Linked DNA regions of Homo sapiens: region 1 is linked to region 2. A link is a loop called in an ENCODE intact Hi-C map of the cell type or tissue named here. Cell type or tissue: Caco-2. All regions are shown on one strand. Links, peaks and the distances in the headings refer to the core of each region. The heading gives the core; the rest is flanking DNA. Region 1 has its middle 13 kb from the start of SYNDIG1L. Region 2 overlaps VRTN (vertebrae development associated).

Region 1 (4,392 bases), core at 291-4,290, 77 kb before region 2:
AGAATCCTGAATCTATCCAAGTCACACAGCAAGGTCGTAACAGATTTAGGGTTAGAACTCCTAGCCCCAAACTCAATGCTTTGCACCCTGAATTCTATATACTCACCCTACCTCCACTGCCAGGGCAGGAGCTCAGTGTCCGAGGGACAAAGTTCAATCTGTCAAAAGCAGTGCTTCCAAACTTTTTTGAGTGTGGTTAATTTGTAATTGGTGAAGCAGTGTGGGCAGGAGAGCAAGAGATCCCTGGATCCACCTATTCCAACTTTCCAGGATTAAAAACAAAACAAAACAAAGCTCAATGTTATCAACTAAGGGCTATCCGACAAGCAAATTTAGGAGGACTCATATATCTATTCTAGCAGTAGCAGTGTGGCTGCTTCTGACTTGAACCATAATAACTTTCTTTGTCCCCGGCAGGCATGGTACTAAACCCATTAACTGCCTTATCTTTTCTTGTTTATACAGTTCCATGAGGGAAGTTCCATGATTAGTCCCACTTTACAGATAAAAAAACTGAGGTTCAGAGACATTGAGATTTATCCAAAATTACAAGGTCCATGAGGGACAGACTGGGGACTTATCTCCAAATGCTCTATGCTCTTAACCACTGTGCTGTGCTTCCTCAAAAACAAACAGCTATATCTATGTGCCTTAAAGCCTAGTAATTAGAAATGTATCCCTTTCACTGCTGTTTGCCTGGTACATTTATCACGTCTTTAAAAAAAAATAGTGTAATAAAAACAAACATGAGGTATTCTATATGTTTAGATATTGAGAGATACTTTTTTTTTTTTCTTTTAGACAGAGTCTCGCTGTGTCCCCCAGGCTGGAGTTCAGTGGCGTGATCTCGGCTTACTGCAAGCTCTGCCTCCCAGGTTCACGCCATTCTCCTGCCTTAGCCTCCCGAGTAGCTGGGACTACAGGCGCCTGCCACCATGCTGGCTAATTTTTTTTTTTTTTTTTTTTATGAGACGGAGTCTCGCTCTGTCGCCCAGGCTGGAGAGCAGTGGCGCGATCTTGGCTCACTGCAAGCTCCACCTCCCCGGGTTCACGCCATTCTCCTGTCTCAGCCTCCCCGGTAGCTGGGACTACAGGCCCCTGCAACCACGCCCGGCTAATTTTTGTATTTTTAGTAGAGACGGGGTTTCACTGTGTTAGCCAGGATGGTCTCGGTCTCCTGACCTCGTGATCCGCCCACCTCGGCCTCCCAGAGTGCTGGGGTTACAGGTGTGAGCCACCGCGCCCGGCCTTAATTTTTTGTATTTTTAGTAGAGACGGGGTTTCACCGTGTTAGCCAGGATGGTCTCAATCTCCTGACCTCGTGATCTGCCCGCATCGGCCTCCCAAAGTGCTGGGATTACAGACGTGAGCCACCGCGCCCAGCCCGAGATGCATTATTAAGGCCAAAAATAATGCCATGGTAGACTATGTGTAATCTCCTATTGTACTGAAAAGTACACATGAACTTCTGGAAGGATATACAATACATAGTTAATCAGTTGGAAGTGGGCTTGGAGAGGCCATAAGCAGGGAGCACCCTTATACCATTGACTTCTCCACTTCATAAGCAATTATTACTTGTATAATTTTTTTTTTTTTTTTTGAGATGGAGTTTCACTCTTGTTGCCCAGGCTGGAGTGTAATGGCACGATCTTGGCTCACCACAACCTCTGCCTCCTGGGTTCAAGCGATTCTCCTGCCTCAGCCTCCCGAGTTGCTGAGATTACAGGCATGCACCACCACGCCCGGCTAATTTTGTATTTTTAGTAGAGACGGGGTTTCTCCAATTGGTCAGGCTGGTCTCGAACTCCCGACCTCAGGTGATCCGCCTGCCTCGGCCTCCCAAAGTGCTGGGATTATAGGCATGAGCCACTGCGCCTGGCCTACTTGAATAATTTTTTAAGCTGAACAATATATTGTAAATGTAAATATACATCATTTCACAGCATAGTTAACTAAAAACCCGCCACAAAGTAAATTGATCCAAGACTAGCAGCAATTTAATTCCCTGTTCACACTCAAGCCAAGACTCATGACAGTGAGACTGTGCAGGCAAGAGAGAAGCAATGCAGGCACTGAGGTCAGACTGATCAGGGCTCAAATCCCCGTTTCCACCACTTACCAGCTTTATGACTTAAGGTGTGTTGTTTAACCTCTGAACCTCCCCAGCCTCCTCCCAGACCCTCAAGAGTCAAGTGAAGGAGAGACAAGTAAGATGTAAAAGTACAACGCTCTGAGTGCTATGGGAGGGAAAATACGAGTTATTACAGGAAGCCAGAGAGGGGGCATCCAGCCCAGGCGGAGGAGTCTGGGAAAAGACACCAAGGAGGAAACCCCCGAGCTGAGCCTTTTTTTTTTTTTTTTTTTTGAGACAGAGTTTCGCTCTTGTCACCCAAGCTAGAGTGCAATGGCACAATCTCGGCTCACTGCAACCTCTGCCTCCCGGGTTCAAGTGATTTTCCTGCCTCAGCCTCCCAAGTAGCTGGGATTACAGGCACGTGCCACCACGCCTGACTAATTTTTTGTATTTTTAGTAGAAACTTGGTTTCATGATATTGGCCAGGCTGGTCTTGAACACCTGACTTCAGAAGAACCTCAGTTTCCTCACCTGCAAAATGGAATAGTACTGCCTTACAAAGCAGTGATAAGGATAAGAGTGCTAATGCATGTCAAGTACTTTGTACAGAACGTGGCAGGTAGTGAGCAGTCACTAGGGCTAGTAGCCATTTTTAGGCACTGATAACAGAACATTCTTCCCCCATTACAGGAATTCCAACTATGCTCATGGTTGGGTGTTAGGAAATGTAAGATTGCCCAGGGTCAAGGGACAGTCAGGCTTCTGAGTAGTAAGAAAAGGGCTAATGGCCTTTTAATTTTTCAGTCTGTGTGTCACCCATGAGGCTTCCAGGATCTGTAGCTATTCCTCAATAATTATTAGCAATTTGACCTGAGGAGAAAGTTTTCTGCCTGTGAACCTTTGAGGGTGGGGTGAGTTTGAGAAATAGATGGCCCAAGCTTTAGTTTCATTCCCATCCATCCCCTGCCGCCAACTCCCTGCCAGGAAATTTACAAGCTTAGAAAGTTTAATCAATCGCAGGAATTTTTACAGGTGAGTTTACCTAAGGTGGAGTTGGAACTGCTGTGAGCTCACAATTCCTTAACCCAAATTCTGAAATCTAAAATACTCTGAAACCAAAAGTTTTTTTGTAAGCCTAAGGAGAACTCATTAAGAGGAAGACCCTGACCTAAACCACCATAAGGTTACTTAACATCTTTATTGATCACACTTAGGATGACTAGTCATACATTTTACTGAAGAGATATTGATGTGCTTGGTTATGTGGTGCTGCCACAGACCTCACCAAGGATTTTATATAGCATACAGTAGGTGCACCATATTTCCTTGTTAAAATCTGAAAAAATCCGAATTCTGGAAAACATCTGGTGCCAAGAGTTTCAGATAATAGTCTGACTGTGAACCTATATTTCTAGACAGGACTTCAGGTTTTCCTTGTCCACATCCCAGCTTCTTTCTATCATTCATCGCAGGGTCATCTGTGGGGGCAGAAGAACGTGGCTAAAGACTCAGAGGTTTGGGGGCCCTATAGTAGGGCTGTCAGCACCATGGATAGCAAAACAGCCCCTGAGCGGCTGCCAAACAAATTTGCTGACATCTTGGACTCAGCTTTTCCTACTAAAGAGAGATTGACACAATGAAGCTTGCCTGAGAAATGCAACCAATTGTTTGCTAATAGTAAAACACAAGGTATAGGGGTGGGAGCTGGGGGATAGTTGATGTGGTCCAGGCAGAGGAAATAAATGTGTTTCTTATCTTTTTCCTCCAGCTGGTTCCAGGCTCTTCTCCTCTGACATTATTAAAAGCCTGGCAGGTACTTTGAATGTTTGTTTCCATCTAGTTTCCTTGCCATTCTAATCTGCAAATACTCTTAGCTAGTTTCCTTTCTTGCATGTTCTGTGTTGTCTAGCCACTAAATTTTCCCAGCCTCACCTGCCTGGCAACCAGGTACATGAGTAAGACCTTGTTAGAAGTGGACAGCAAGTTTCTGCTGGACTTCTTCCAGCCCTGGTCATTCTAACAAAAGAGATGTGAAGTAAGCCACAAGTCTCCACTGTTGTTCATGATCGATTTATCATTAGGTACTTGAGGAGGAAAAGAGGGGCTACAGTGAGGTGGTTTCCTTTACTACTAAGTGAAGTCATGCCCTGCCTCAATGATTTGAGTCCCCTGTCACTGAAATCCATGCCTCAAACAGCAGGCATGAGGTCCCAGGACATCAGAGCTGCAAGGGCCTTAGAGCTTATATGCTGGAGGCAGTAGAGGCAGAATGGTTGCTTTTCTTTATTCAGCAAACATCTATTAAGTGTTTACTT
Region 2 (4,392 bases), core at 236-4,235:
AAAACTTGTCCAGTAGCCTCAGGTGTGACCTGGCATGAAAGCTGTGCTCAGGGGAAAGGATGGGACAGGGATGGGCTGGACCAATGGAATTCTCTTCCCTGTGATTACCCAGCAGTGTGCAACCTTGTGAAACCCGCCATTTTTCTAGGGTCCTGCTGGGATAGAGGTATGGGAGAGAGAACGTTCTAGGACAACTCTTAGCTTTCTGGACAGTTTAACTAAGAACCTGATGCTGCAGAAACTGGGGTGAAAGATACTCAGAGAAGTGTGTCCCAGGGTAATGGGGGGGATGAGCCCAGATTGGCAGGCAGTGAGAATGAGGCAATGGTGGGACATCCAGGAGTGGCAGTTGGGATATGAGGTGGCTGCTCAGGACCCAGAAGCCACCAGCAATGCCCTGGGGCCTGAGTGCTGGACTCCAGAGAAACATTTGGGGAGCAGCTTATGTTGATCTCCACCAAAATCCTCTTCCTCCAGGGGATAAATGTGGAGATAATTTTTTTAAATTATTCAATGTTTCACTGGATTTTTTTGTGGGGGGAGGTGAAGCTTTTATATTTAAGATTGTTAAATCTTAACATCATCTGAGGTCAGGAGTTCAAGACCAGCCTGACCAACATGGTGAAAACCTGTCTCTACTAAAAACACAAAATTAGCCAGCCATGGTGGTGCACACCTGTAATCCCAGCTACTCAGGAGGCTGAGGCAGGAGAATTGCTTGAACCCAGGAGGCGGAGGTTGCAGTGAGCCAAGACTGTGCCACTGCACTCCAGCCTGGGCAACAAGAGCAAAACTCCGTCTCAAAAAAAAAAAAAAAAAAAAAATTGTTAGAAGAACTTGTTACATTACAAATACACAGAATGTTGGAAGAAGATGCAAAGTTAACCTCACATTTTTTTCTTCCTTTATTCACACATTGTTCATTTCACTGGACTTTCTACACTGCATCAGAGATAGAAAATGGTGAAGAAAAATACAAATAAGTTCAACAGATGTTGATTTCAAAAATCAGCATGAAGTATTCTTAGCAAATACGGTCACCACTTGGTATCCCTGCCTTTCTAAGCAGATTAGAAAGGAAACAGCTTTTCTACACAAGAATAACTTATCCATACTTATGAAACCTTTTCCAAATCTATAAATATTGATATACCATTTTTTATCTTAATTTCTTCCAACAGAAGCTAAAATTTCTGCCTGTGAGTTCAGGGCTCAGGGCTAGCCTCTGGCAAAAACACCTTTCAGTCCTGGGACAGGAGTGTCTTTAACCTAGAGGGTAACCTTGAACGACAGTATCCATGGGTATTGACTTCCTCCTAGAAAACAGGAATCAGACTCCCAGAGGTTCTGAAACTGGGCTTATCTAACACTATGTGCAGGATACTATCCTATAGGCATTACTGTAATCCCATCTTACAGATGGAAAAAGTGAGGCACAGCAAGGTTATGTAACTCATCCGTGTGCATATACTACCTCTCCAATGTCTCAGGTTGGAGTCAGCAGGTGTGAATGGGGCACTGGAATTCACGCTCCTAATAAGTTCCCACGGAGACTGCGATCCAGGTGGTTTTTAGACCCCGCTGTGAGATACTCCTCCAGGCATCAGAGGATTTGCTCTGGTTTGAGAGTTCAGGCAAAAGAGCAAATAGGAGAATCCAGAACCCCGATAAGGGTAGTTCTCAGGAAGTTGCTACCACCCTGGATGGCCAAAGCAGTAAGGCGGATACACCGGGGGTTGGGAAATCAGAGCCGCGTGCGGATTGGGAACCCAGAGAGAGACTTTGTCTGTTGCTGCACCCGATTGCCATCTGCTGGCTATATGTGGCTATTGCAGGCCAGATGGTAACATTCCCAGTCCAACCCCTCCATCAAATGTCAAATGGTTACATTGGTGGTGGGGCTTCAGTGAAGACTCCAGGGCTCAGTACAGAGCCTCAACAATGCCACTTGTGGGAGGGAGAAAAGAATGCAGGGGGAAAGGTCAGTCTGAATGAGGGTTGGTGGGGAGAAATAAGCCGGAGAGGAAAGTAGGGGCCAGAATCAGGTGGGCCTCAAAACAGTTAGGATTTTGTACTGAGGGCCAACGGGAAATCCAGCAGTGAGTCAGACTTTCAGTAGGATCATTCTGGCCTGTCAGGAAGAACTAGGATAGTTTGAGTGGAGGCAGAGTCAGTTTGAAAACTGTTCCAGTATCAAAGATGAGGAACAGATGCTGGTATAGATTAGGGGGTAGCTGTGGGGATGCAGAAAAATGGTCCACAAGAAATATGGAGGAAGGGGGATTATGTCTGATAAAACCAAATCCCAAAGGAAAACAGCAGGAAAGGGATAGAGACCCCATTTCACTCATTCCTTCTTTCAACACATTTTAGCACCTATGATGCCAGGAACGAATCTACCTGCTGGGAACACAGTGGTGTGAGCAAGTCAGGGAAAAGCCCAGATTTTCATGGAGCTTACATTCTGCTGGGGAGGTAGGCAATAATCAAATAAACAAATAAACAAGAGAAACATCAGATGGGAGTAAACACCATGAGAATGAAAACTGTGGTGTGATGGTGACCCTCAGAGATCTGAATGGTAAGAAGTCTGCCATGTAAATATGACAGGGAAAAGCATTCTAGACCATAGCAGCAAATGCAAGGGCCTTTAGAGCAGAAACAAGTGTTCAAGACCAGAGGCAGCTGGTATGGTTGTAGCGTGGTGGGTTAGGGCCAGCATGGAGCAAGAGGCAGAGTCAGGGACAGATTGTCTGGGCTTTGTAAAGCAGCACAAGGAATTCTAGGAGTAAAGGGAAGCCACGGACACATTTTAGGCAGGAAAGTGAAAATCCGATTTCATAAACTCTCTCACTGCTCTATGGAGAATGGGTTGTATAGGGGCCAGGCATGGTGGCTCACGTCTATAATCCCAGCACTTTGAGAGGCCGAGGCAGGCAGATCTCTTGAAGTCAGGAGTTCGAGACCAGTCTGGCCAACATAGTGAAACCCCGTCTCTACTAAAAAGGCTAAAGTTAGCCAGGCATGGTGGCACGTGCCTATAATACCACCTACATGGGTGGCTGAGGCATGAGAATTGCTTGAACTCAGGAGGTGGAGGATGCAGTGAGCTGAGATTGTGCCACTGCATTCCACCCTAGGTGAGAGAGAGAGACTCTGACTCAAAAAATAAATAAATAAAAATAATGGGTTGCAGCACTTTGGGACGCCGAGGTGGGTGAATCACGAGATCAGGAGTTCAAGACCAGCCTGGCCAAGGTGGTGAAACCCCATCTCTACCAAAAATACAAAAATTAGCCAGGCATCATGGCAGGTGCCTGTAATCCCAGCTACTTGGGAGGCTGAGGCAAAGAATTGCTTGAACCTGGGAGGTGGAGGTTGCAGTGAGCCAAGATCACATCACTGCACCCCAGCCTGGGCAACAGAGCGAGACTCTGTCTCAAAAAATCATAAAAATAATGGGTTGTATAGGGGTATAGGGGCAAGAGTGGAAGCAGGGAAGCAGGGAGATGGGGTAGGAAGCTGTGATGTGGGCCAGGAGAGACAATGGCAGTAGAGTGGAGAGAGGGTTCTGGGTATCATTTGGAGTCAGCGTCAATAGGACTTGCTGATGGATTGGATGTGGGGTGAATAAAAAGCAGAGGCAAGAATGACTCCCCAGGAGCACAAGGATGCCAGCCACTGCAGGAAACCCAGACAGAAGAAGGGCCTACGGGAACTTCTTCCCTAATGATTCCTCCCTCACCAAACAGGCAAAGGCCTGGGCTTAAAGCTCCCATTACATCCCTGCTGCTGCTCATTACAGCAGGCTGCCCTCACCCTTGTCCCACCAGACAGAGGGAGCATGCAAATTAGCCACTCTAAGGCTGTGTCCTTAGAGTGTCCCAGTCACAGGACTGGGCCTACCTGCCCGAGCACATTGCAAGGACTAAATAGAATGTCTGGCACAGACTTGACTCCAGGTGCTGGCCTGGCCTCCATGGCCCAGGGCCAGCCTCACAGTGGGCCCCTGTCGAGCCAACCTGTGGTGGCAGCAACCCCTTCCCCACCTGGGAACGCCAGGTTTCTCCCATGGGAGGGAGGGCATTTCCAGGTAGCCAGAGCCCCACCCTTCAGCTGGAAAAGCACCCAAGGTCACTTCTAGATCCAATTCAGAGTCCCCAGAATAACTCTTTTCATCCCCCAAGCTCTAGACCTGAGTGCATCCCATCGAGAAAGAGAAGGTCACTCTTGTCCCCTTAAGCCAAAGGGGAGCATGGGAATGGGCAATCACATCCTGGCAAAACAAATACCAGAGACCAAGCACTGTGGGCACTGCATCACTTTATTTCTTTGGTTTTCAAACGTTACTCTCGAACAAGGCAAATTCAGTCTCCCACCTGCCTGGCCGCT

Evidence for each region. Hi-C counts contacts between places; a loop is a spot of excess contacts. Peaks named below come from ENCODE experiments on the same cell type or tissue, not always from the same donor. Only the 100,000 strongest peaks of a DNase experiment are listed, where the experiment ranks them.
Region 1: it touches region 2 in a loop (1.9-fold over the local background); 2 of 110 quality-filtered maps call a loop at or near these places.

What each region holds. Positions count from the first base shown.
Region 1 is chr14:74,437,091-74,441,482 of GRCh38, reverse strand. It overlaps a transcript of SYNDIG1L not described here. Among named protein-coding and RNA genes, the nearest start is that of SYNDIG1L, 13 kb to the right of the region's middle. In Caco-2, for the core only: no CTCF peak of the experiment used is centred there; DNase peaks (open chromatin) are centred at 2,742, 3,052 and 3,613.
Region 2 is chr14:74,359,923-74,364,314 of GRCh38, reverse strand. It overlaps VRTN (vertebrae development associated), which reads right to left. Exons shown (of 2, transcript NM_018228.3): 2 at 4,307-4,392. Among named protein-coding and RNA genes, the nearest start is that of VRTN, 14 kb to the right of the region's middle. In Caco-2, for the core only: a CTCF peak has its summit at 1,810 (motif pointing left); a DNase peak (open chromatin) is centred at 1,774.